2 separate regions of the Homo sapiens genome follow, and region 2 is linked to region 1. A link is an interaction called in ENCODE POLR2A ChIA-PET data of the cell type or tissue named here. Cell type or tissue: GM12878. All regions are shown on one strand. Region 1 overlaps FBXO34-AS1 (FBXO34 antisense RNA 1). Region 2 overlaps ATG14 (autophagy related 14).

Evidence for each region. Peaks named below come from ENCODE experiments on the same cell type or tissue, not always from the same donor. Only the 100,000 strongest peaks of a DNase experiment are listed, where the experiment ranks them.
Region 2: POLR2A ChIA-PET joins it to region 1 with 7 read pairs; 5 of 35 experiments call an interaction of 5 or more read pairs at or near these places.

The regions. Positions count from the first base shown.
Region 1 is chr14:55,260,712-55,265,711 of GRCh38, forward strand. FBXO34-AS1 (FBXO34 antisense RNA 1) reads right to left here. Exons shown (of 2, transcript NR_184222.1): 2 at 1,520-2,445. Among named protein-coding and RNA genes, the nearest start is that of FBXO34, 8.2 kb to the right of the region's middle. In GM12878, no CTCF peak of the experiment used is centred here; no DNase peak of the experiment used is centred here; H3K27me3 peaks cover 150 bases.
Region 2 is chr14:55,370,995-55,375,994 of GRCh38, forward strand. All of the region lies in intron 9 of ATG14 (autophagy related 14), which reads right to left. It also overlaps a transcript of FBXO34 not described here. Among named protein-coding and RNA genes, the nearest start is that of ATG14, 38 kb to the right of the region's middle. In GM12878, no CTCF peak of the experiment used is centred here; DNase peaks (open chromatin) are centred at 2,967 and 3,663; H3K27ac peaks cover 738 bases.

The DNA of each region.
Region 1 (5,000 bases):
GACATGCAGAGACCAGAGGGATGTCATGTGTAGATCAACAGGAGTCTTCTTGGCTAGTGATGACTATAGAAGTCAAGCCTATTGGAAAGAAAGTCAAAATATATTGGAGATACGGTAGGGACAGAGGCAGGAGAGAGAAAGAAACACAGAAAGCTAGAAAAGTGCAGCAATAGTAAAAGTAACAGATGGCAGAAGCCACAGGAGCAATGGGGCATTAAGGAGCATATAATCTGCGAGTGAAAATGTCAGCTCCAAGATAAGAAAACCAGAATAGCTCTGAATCAGGAGGAGCAATGAGATGCTCACACCTTCAGTAATTTTATAAGGTCGTCCTTATGCTACTTTGAAGGTACACTTTGGCTTTGCTGAGGGGAGGGACATCAAGAGAAAGGACAAAAAGGCTCAATTGACTTTAGTGATACATATAGGCATTACTGTTCAGAGTGTGTCTTGCTGAAGGCACACAAAAATATGTATAGCTCAGCAGTCTTAAGAAGGGGCAAGGCGTGAGTTGCTGTGAAAGGTCAGTGGGATTCTCTGTCAGTGACAGTGAACTATAATATAGTGGCATGATCGAGCCTATATAATGGTACACTAAAAAAAAAGCCAAATTGGCCTGGCGTGGTGGCTCACGCCTGTAATCCCAGCACTTTGGGAGGTAGAGGCAGGTGGTTCATGAGGTCAGGAGTTCAAGACCAGCCTGGCCAAGATGGTGAAACCCTGTCTCTATTAAAACTACAAAAATTAGCCAGGTGTGGTGGTAGGCACCTGTAATTCCAGCTACTCGGGAGGCAGAGGCAGGAGAATTGCTTGAACCTGGGCAGCAGAGGTTGCAGTGAGCCGAGATCATGCACTCCAACCTGGGTGACAGAGTGAGATTCCGTCTCAAAAAAATAAAAAAGGCCAAATCACCATAAACTTTTCCAAGGAAAGTATCTGAAGGCACCCCTATTCAAGTTCAATACTAATTAACAAAACAAATGCTTTTTTTTTTTTTTTTTTTTGGTAAGGAAATCTTGATATCCAAGCTCCGCTTTTTGAAAAGTTGTCTTTGGTATTTTAAAGTAAGACTTGGCAATAAAAGCATAGTTACGCCTGGTAAAAAAATGTCAGCAAACCCTAAAACTGCAGAATAAGTTGCTGGGTTTTTTTTGTTGTTGTTATTCAAAGAACTCAATGCTGAGCAAAATCTATCCCTAGGACCATTTTTAGCAGGCTGATGTAACTAGGTTGTTTTAGCCAGGCAGCTCCTCCTTTGCTGTAGCAGGTGCCTGTGAATTAGGTGTGCTAGGGCTTGAGAAGAATAAGGACAGGCTGGCTGGTCTCATGCTAATGCTGCAGGCTCCCCCAAATTAAATTGCAGTGACTGGAAAATATCATTTTCTTGAAGATTTCAAAATGTCACATGAGTGCCTACTCATTTACTTAAATAACACAATCTTATGCATTAATAGACAGACTGTTTCCCCCACTGATTTTATCAACTTCTGGTATCATTAGTTTAAGATCATTCTGGAAGCACAGCAAAGAAAATTATTTTATTACTGGACAATTGTAGAGCCTGCCCCCAAAGGAGGTTAGTGTCTTTCCTCCCATATTTTATTTTCTCTTCCACATATCAAATAAAAATATAAAATATATATCAGGATGTTTTCAGCTATGAAATGTTTTAAAGCCCTATACATGACTTAAATAGCAATAGAATTTATTATCTCATATAACAAGAAGTCTCAAGGATTGGTTAAATCAGAGGTGCACTGATGTCCTCAGCCTCAGGTAACTTCCATCCTTCCGCTTTGCCATCCTCCTGTTTCTTCAGCTAACTCCTCTCATGGTTCCAGGATGACAGCCATAGTTCCAGATATCACATTGCAGACACAATGGCATCTAGCAGCAAACAGATGGTTTCTTGCATGTTTCTCTTTTTCTCGTTGTTGGTAAATATGATTTTATTTAGGAAAGTAATGCATTTCAACAGAAAATGAATGTCTCTTTTTAGGGGTAAGAGAAGATTTTTTCAGAAGTATCTCGGCCAACTTCCCATTGCATTTTATTGGCTAGAATTACATCACACTCCCATAAGATTATTATGTGAGTTGAATCAGTTACTGACAGGGAGATTGGGACCACACTGATTACCCTAGAGCAGGTTCTCTCAACCTTGGCACTACTGACATTTTTGGTGGAATAACTCTTTGTCGTAGAAGCTGTTCTGTGCATTATAGGATATTGAGCAGCGGCATCCCTGGTCTCTCCCTTCTAGAGGCCGATCACGCTTCCTCTCAAGTAGTGACAACTGGAAATGTCTCCAGACATTGCTGATGTCCTCTGGGAAGCAAAATCAATCACTCCATGAGAACCACTAGCTGAGGTCAATCATTATTCACACGATGGTTCTGGGCCCACCTCACCAGAAGCACAGATAGGGTAGCCCAGATCAGGATTCTGTTAACAAGCAAGAAAAGGGGAAATTGCTGTTCAGTAGGCAGTCAGAGGGCAGTGACTCCCACGCTCACACCATTTTCTATCTTGCTATTCTCAACAAACAGACCAGGGGCTTATTAAAAATATAAAAGATGTTAACACAAGTTATTTGGCATTACCTGATGAATACTGGTGGTTATCTAAATGCCAAGTGGCTAATGTAAATATCCTTGTAATCAATGGGTGAGCTAGGTAATTAAATCACGGGTAATTTGTGTTGAAGCATCAAAATCATGACTGGCTGGTTGGCTAGGTTCTGTAGGGCTCAGATGTTCCTACTTTTGGTCATATATTTGCAGCAATGACTTAGATTTTGCCTTTATTCAGGTCCTATTTTTAATGTACAAGTCGCTCTACTCATGTTACTTTTATTAGTCATCCACTGTAACATTTGTGGCCTGGATTAAATCTTTTAGTAAAAGAAAGTATATTTTTATTAATTCAACAGATATTTATTGGGTGCCTATTATGTACCAGGCATGAGGCACTGCAAAGGAAAACAAGGCTGAAATACTACACTGGATAGTTAAGGAAGGCTCTCTGAGGCGATGACATTTTAGCTGAGACAAGTTGGGAGAATAAAGAGAGTTGATAAAAGGAACATGTCTGATTATACTGGGCCACAGTAAAGGGTTCTGATTTTATTCTAAGAGCGGGGAGAAGAATCAAACGGCTTCAAGATTTTGTGTGTGTGTGTGTGTGTGTGTGTGTGTGTGTGTGATGAGCTGCTTCCCTTTGCCTGCTATATTTTTGTACTTGGAATGCAGCTGGGTTTAATTCCTTCTGTGCTATAATAATTAGCGGGCTATGCAAACCTGCGTTCTCATTTTGTGGTTTTTTTTTTTTTTTTGCCTTCTATTTCTTAAGGCAATGTTACCGTTTTGTCTTCTAGTCTCCTATGCACAGCTCTTCCATCTCCTGGTTCTTTAAAAGGTCCCAACCTCTGGATTCAAGCTCCAGGGTCTATGGCCTCATCCGAATCATGTCTTTTTTATTTTATTTTATTTATTTTTTTGAGACAGGATCTTGCTCTGTCGCCCAGGCTGGAGTGCAATGGCGTGATCTTGGCTCACTGCAACCTCCGCCTCCCGGATTCAAGAGATACTCCTGCCTCAGCCTCCTGAGTAGCTGGGATTACAGGCGCACACCACCACACCCAGCTAATTTTTGTATTTTTAGTAGAGATGGACGGGGGGGGGTCTCACCATGTTGGCCAGGCTGGTCTCCAACTCCCGATCTCAAGTGATCCACCCACCTTGGCCTCCCAAAGTGCTGGGATTACAAGGGTGAGCCACCGCGCCTGGCCTGGATCATGTCTTTTAATCTTACTCCATTGGCTTTGGAGAGAACACTTCCTGGGGAACATCCCACTTTCCTAAGGAGCAAGGTCCCTCATTTTCTTCCATCTTCCTTTCAAAAACGTCTTCCATCTTTCATAATTGCAAGGGCTAAATGATTCTAAATATAGATCACTGTTGTCCTTGCAGAAAATCTTTCTAGCATTTGAACATAAATTATTCCATTGTTGTTGTAGAACCCCAAAAGCCAGATTCAAGTACCTGGTGCGCAGTAAGCCAAACACAGATATGTCAGTCTTAGGAGCAGAGAAGGCTTATTCAATTTGGCCAAATTGTGAGGATAGGACAGGCAAACTCTCAAATCCAACCTGCCTTTGAACATGATTGAGTGTTTCCATGAGAAAGGTAGCTACGTGGAAGGTGAGATCCCTAGGCCGATCAAACTTCTGAATGCCATCAAGGCCGATCAAACTTCTGAATGCCATCAAGGAGGTCTGAATGACCCAAGAATCATTGTTCTTTGGAAAAACAAGTTCATTAATCTTGTGGGCAGCCCCTGAGGGTTAGGATATGAAGTTAATCAATTAGTAGTGACTACCCTCTACCGAAATGACTATGTGCGAGCAATCACGCATGGGGGAAGAAAAGAACAAAGAAAAAAGGAAAACAAGTGTTAAATCAAGTTTAGTCTAAAGCTGCCTCCTTACATATTTTAAGTTCAGCCCAAAAATTTCTCCATGCATAGTAAACTGAAACCTAACTGAATGTGCAAACAGACTAACCTACCTATTAGTACTAAACCCCCTGGCTTGTACCAGCCACCGGGTTTTGGCCAATAGGTGGCCAACTATTGAAACTGTGTTCAAATAAGGCAAACGCTGAGCTGTATCCAATGTGGCTGTTTCTGTACCTCACTTCCGTTTTCTGTATGTCACTTCCCATTTTCTGTCCACAAATCTTATTCCACCACGTGGCTGTGCTGGAGTCTCTCTGAGCCTACTCTGACTCAGGAGGCTTCTTGACTTGTGAATCTTTCTTTGGTCAGTTAAACTCTGTTAAATTTAACTTGTCTAAAGTTTTTCTTTTATCACAAGTAAGACAAACACCTTATGATGTGGTCGTTTTTAAAAAATAATATAGGCTTGGCCGGGCATGGTGGCTCACGCCTGTAATTCCAGAACTTTGGGAGGCCGGGGGCGGGTGGCGAATCACCTGAGG
Region 2 (5,000 bases), 110 kb after region 1:
GGGCAGCCAGGCTGCATGTCCTCCCTGTAGGCAGCCACCCCCACCCACTGCCTTCCAGGGAACTGCCCTGCAACCAGCTACAGGGTGGGACCAAGGTGCCGCTCTCTCCCTGCTGCTGCCCCCAAGATAAGCACACGATGCCTTGGTTCATTTAAGGGTTTCACTGATAACGACTTTGGGGAAAATAGGAGAGGTCGAAATAAATAGCAGGCAGAAATGAGAGCCTAGAATCGTATAGCTTGCCATTTCAGCCTATGGTCCCAAATTCTCCACAGCCTTCACAATGATGAATGGCTAGCACTGGCTTCCAACGCACCTCACCAGGTCTGCACCGTTGACTCACTTTTTACAGAAGCAAGCAGCCCTCATTCCTCCCAGACACCTGTGCTTCCCAGATGGATTAAGCAATAATAATAGCTAACATTTATGCTCCAGGGACTGTTTTTAGGGCTTTATTAAATTGGAAGATACGCCATGGGGTTTCCCACTTGGTCTCCAGTGAGCAATTTACATTTTCCAAGAGCCCCTCAGGCCGGGCGCGGTGGCTCACACCTGTAATCCCAGCACTTTGGGAGGCTGCGGCGGGCAGATCACGAGGTCAGGAGATCGAGACCATTGGCTAACACAGTGAAACCCTGTCTCTACTAAAAATACAAAAAATTAGCTGGGTGTGATGGCGGGCACCTGTAGTCCCGGCTACTCAGGAGGCTGAGGCAGGAGAACGGTGTGAACCCCAGAGGCGGAGCTTGCAGTGAGCCGAGATGGCGCCAGTGCACTCTAGCCTGGGCGACAGAGCGAGACTCTGTCTCAAAAAACAAACAAAAAAACAAAGAGCCCCTCAGACTAGGGGTGCTCTCAAGTTTACTAGGCCCCACCCTGCCCAGAAGTCAGTATTTTGCAAGGGTGAAAGGAGTAGGACTTTCTACTGCCCCTTGAATTTCTCTGCCAGCAAACTAATGGCCACTGCAGTTTTTAGCTCTGAGCACCCTCTTCTCAAGTTTCTCCTTGCACTTCATTTCTTTTCTCCCCTTTTTCTTTTCCTTGGCAAACAGTTCTACTCTAGAGCCATCTTTTCCGATTCCTCTCCTAGCGCCACTCCCAAATATCCTCTGGTTACTAAACCCTCAGGCTCATCTCACATATCTGAACCAGTCTCAAAACTTTAGCTGGCTGGGACTCCTCCCCTCCCACCTCCCACTCTGTCTGGGGTCACCAGGGCTACCTGTTATCATTAAATAAGCCCCCTTTCCATTCTCAATTTGTCACCCTGGCCCAGGTCCTCACCATATCACCACCACTTTCCCATCTGCCTCCTCTTGCTGGAGAGCTGCCTCTCTCCTCCTGGCACGCACCCACTAAAAAAGTTCACAATTTAAATTCCTTCCCTGGGCTCCCTCCTTTACTAAACCAAAGATGCTCTGATTCTGTTCTGTTCAGCTGTGCAGTCTAGGGGACCTCAGAACTGACTGCCAGGCTAAGTCTCTCATCTTCCCCAGGATCCCCCAAAGGTCCCAGTCAGCTTTTTACCACAGCTCACTCCTCCCTTCCTTCTTTCCCTTTCTCCCTCCCTCCCTTCTTTCCATCCTTTCTTCCTCACTCCTTCCCTTCCTCCTTCCCTCCCTCCCTTCCTTTCTTCCCCAGTCAGCTTTTTCCACAGCTTGCTCCTTCCTTCGCTCCTCCCTGCTCCCTTCCTTCCTTCCTTCCTTTTTACCACAGCTCCTTCCTTCTTTCCTCCCTCCCTCCAAGGCTCAGCCTGTTTTCTTCTTTGATGCTGCCTTCTCCAATCCTGGGGTCTTAGTTTTCCCAGGAGACAGGCAGAAGGGACAGAGAGGAGGAAATGTCCAAGTTCCCGGTGGACTCCGGTTCTCTGCGTGGAGAAACCCACCTGGCACGGAGCAGGCGCTCAGCTAAGTACAATGAAAAGCGACTGAATGGAAGACTCCTCAAGGGGCCAGTATGGAACAATTTTGGTTCCAATGATCAACCTACATTTCTGAGAAGCCACAGAGCAGGAGGAGAGGCCCCTGCGATGTTTCTCCACCCAGTGCCTCTCCCACTTCTAGATTAGAGATACATCACCTGCCTGCCAGACCCCAAGCTAGAGACACAGCACACACAACCAACTAGCAAAATAATTCATCCTATTTTGCTTAATGTCTTTGGGGAATTAAGATTATAAAATTGTTTCCTAATTTTTAGTTTAGCTGAATAATGGATATCTTTTTATTCAAGACCCTGAACCAGGAATACTCATTTTCTCATGGTGCTGCAGGGAGGTATTCTACCAATTAAGGCAACAAAAGGATCTTTCTAGCTTTGTAAAAGTCACTTTTATAATATATCCTATTTCAAATATGTGGGAGTGTGTGCATTGATGGACACAGAAACTGCACAAAGGATAAGCAATGGGCAAAATATTAATAGGTCAATCTGGGTAAGGGTGTATATGACTGTACTATTTTTATTACTTATTTTTTTATTTTGAGATGCAGTCTCACTCCGTTTCCCAGGCCAGAGTGTAGCAGCACGATCTCAGCTCACTGCAAACTCCGCCTCCTGGGTTCAAGCGATTCTCCTGCCTCAGCCTCCCAAGTAGCTGGGGTTACAGGCACCCGCCACCACGCCCAGATAATTTCAGTACTTTTAGTAGAGATGCAGTTTCCCATGTTGGCCGGGCTGGTCTCAAACTCCTGAACTCAAGTGATCCGCCCACCTCAGCCTCCCAAAGTGCTGGGATTACAGGTGTGAGCCACCATGCCTGGTCCTATTTTTATTTTTTTGTAATTTTTCTGTAAGTTTAAATTTGTTTCAAAAAAAAAAAAAAAAGTTTATCTTTTCAGAATAGAATCCTCAGTTGTGCCGGTCTGAACAGAAACAGGAAATCCCACCCAGGTTCCATGAACAATCTTCTCTACACTTTGATTCTGATGAAGCAGGTGTGAAAAGGGGACTCCTGAAGTTCTACTTCCTGTCCTCTGGCCATAAACTTAGATGTGACTCACAGCCTAATTGTGTGTGCAATTCTCAATGGAAAACCTGACTCAAGAGTAAGCCTACAGAAAACTTCAGACCCGCTACAAAAATTCACCTCCAGTATGAGTGCTTTTTTCCCTCAACTACCAGCAACGCTGGATTCATCGAGCCTTCCTATTTTTGTCAAACTGATGGTTGCAAATGGAAACTTGTTTTGAATTGCATTTTAAGTTTTTTATTATTTTAATGTTTTTTTTTAAAGAGATGGGGGTCTCACTGTGTTGCCCAGACTGAAGTACAGTGGCTATTCACAAAAGTGATCACAGTTCACTGCAGCCTCCAACTCCTGAGCTCAAGTGATCTGACTACTTACATTTCTTGTGTGAGCCGCATGTTTTAATCTTTTGTCTATTTTTCTAATAGGTTGTTGGTCTTTCCTGTACTGATTTGAAAGATTTCAGTTGTCTAGATTTTAATCTGTTGTCTGTTATAGAGGTTGTGGAACCTATCTATGACATGTCTTTTAACTTTGTTTATGGCAGCTTTCACTAGACACACTCAGAGTTCTGACACAGGAAGATGTCTAACTCCTTTCCTTTATGGTTTTTGGGTTTTGTGGCTTACTTGGGAATTCCCTCACCACCCTATCATTATAAAACACTGTCCTTTTGCTTATTTTATAGCTGTATTTTTTTAAATAAGGTTTTTTATATCATCTGGATTTTATTTTTGTATATAGAATGTGGTATGAACTCAACTTTTCCCCCATATGAATACCCAACTGGCCCAACGCTATTGAACCATTATCTGATTCAACGCCTCCTCTATCATAAGATTATATTTCCACATATACAAGAGTCTGTTTCGGGACTATTTTCTTCCTCTAATCACTCCACCTATTTGCATGCTAACAGCACTCTGTTTTAATTACCTTTATGCTATGTTTTAAATGGACCAACCCCATCCCTCATTATTGTTTTCAAAACTTCCTTGCAGACTATACTTCTAGTTGAACTTTAGAATCAGCTTGTCAAAGCTCCATGAAATACGATCAGTCTTCCTTTTGAGAAGTAGCCCTTTTGCAACACTGAGCCTTCTCATCCTGGAAAATCATAAGGGTTTTCCCTGCCTGTGGCTTTCTTTCAGCTCCACTCCTCATACGGTGTGTAGAGCCATTCAAATAATACATGTGGAATAAAAATAAGCTTCATAATTTTTATAATCATTTTACATATATTTTATTAAGATCACTGCTATGGAATTTATAGTTTTTGCTGCTACAGTAAAAGGAATACTTTTTCCATTAAATTTCCAAACTGGTTGTTGTTGGCACACAAGACAGCAACTGTTTTTTGTATGTTTATCTTTTTCTTTGTGAAGAGACAGGGCTTCATTCTGTCATCCAGGTTGGAGTGCAGTGGCACAAACTTCCACAGCCTGGAGCTCCTCAACTCAGGCGACCCTCCCACCTCAGCCTCCACAGCAGCTGGGACTACAGGCATGCATTACCACGCCGGGCTAAATTTTTTTTTTTTTTTTTTTTTTTTTTTACTTTTTGTAGACATGGAGTCTCACTATGTTGCCCAGGCTGGTCTTGAACTCCTGGGCTCAAGTGATCCTCCCACTTCAGCCTCCCAAGTAGCTGGCATTATAGGCGTGAGCCACCATGCCTGGTTTGAACTATCATTTCAAACAGTTTCTTAGTTCTCTTGGATATCCAGTTCAATAATTATACCATCTACAATACTCCCAACTTAGTTTCTTTCTTTCCAATATAAATACACTTCACTTCTTTTTAAAAATGCTTTGCCTTGGCAAGGCCTTCAGAGCTGTTAACACAGCACTGATAGTAGGCATCCTTGATTGTTCCTATGTAATCTATTGCATAAATTACATCAGTATCTATGTAAGTAACGTGCCATGAAGTATAACTTTCCTTGTAGGTTTATGATAGATATCCACTAGTAATAATCTACTTTTAACTTGCTAGTAATTTTCCCCCCTAATTATTAATGGGAACTGCATTT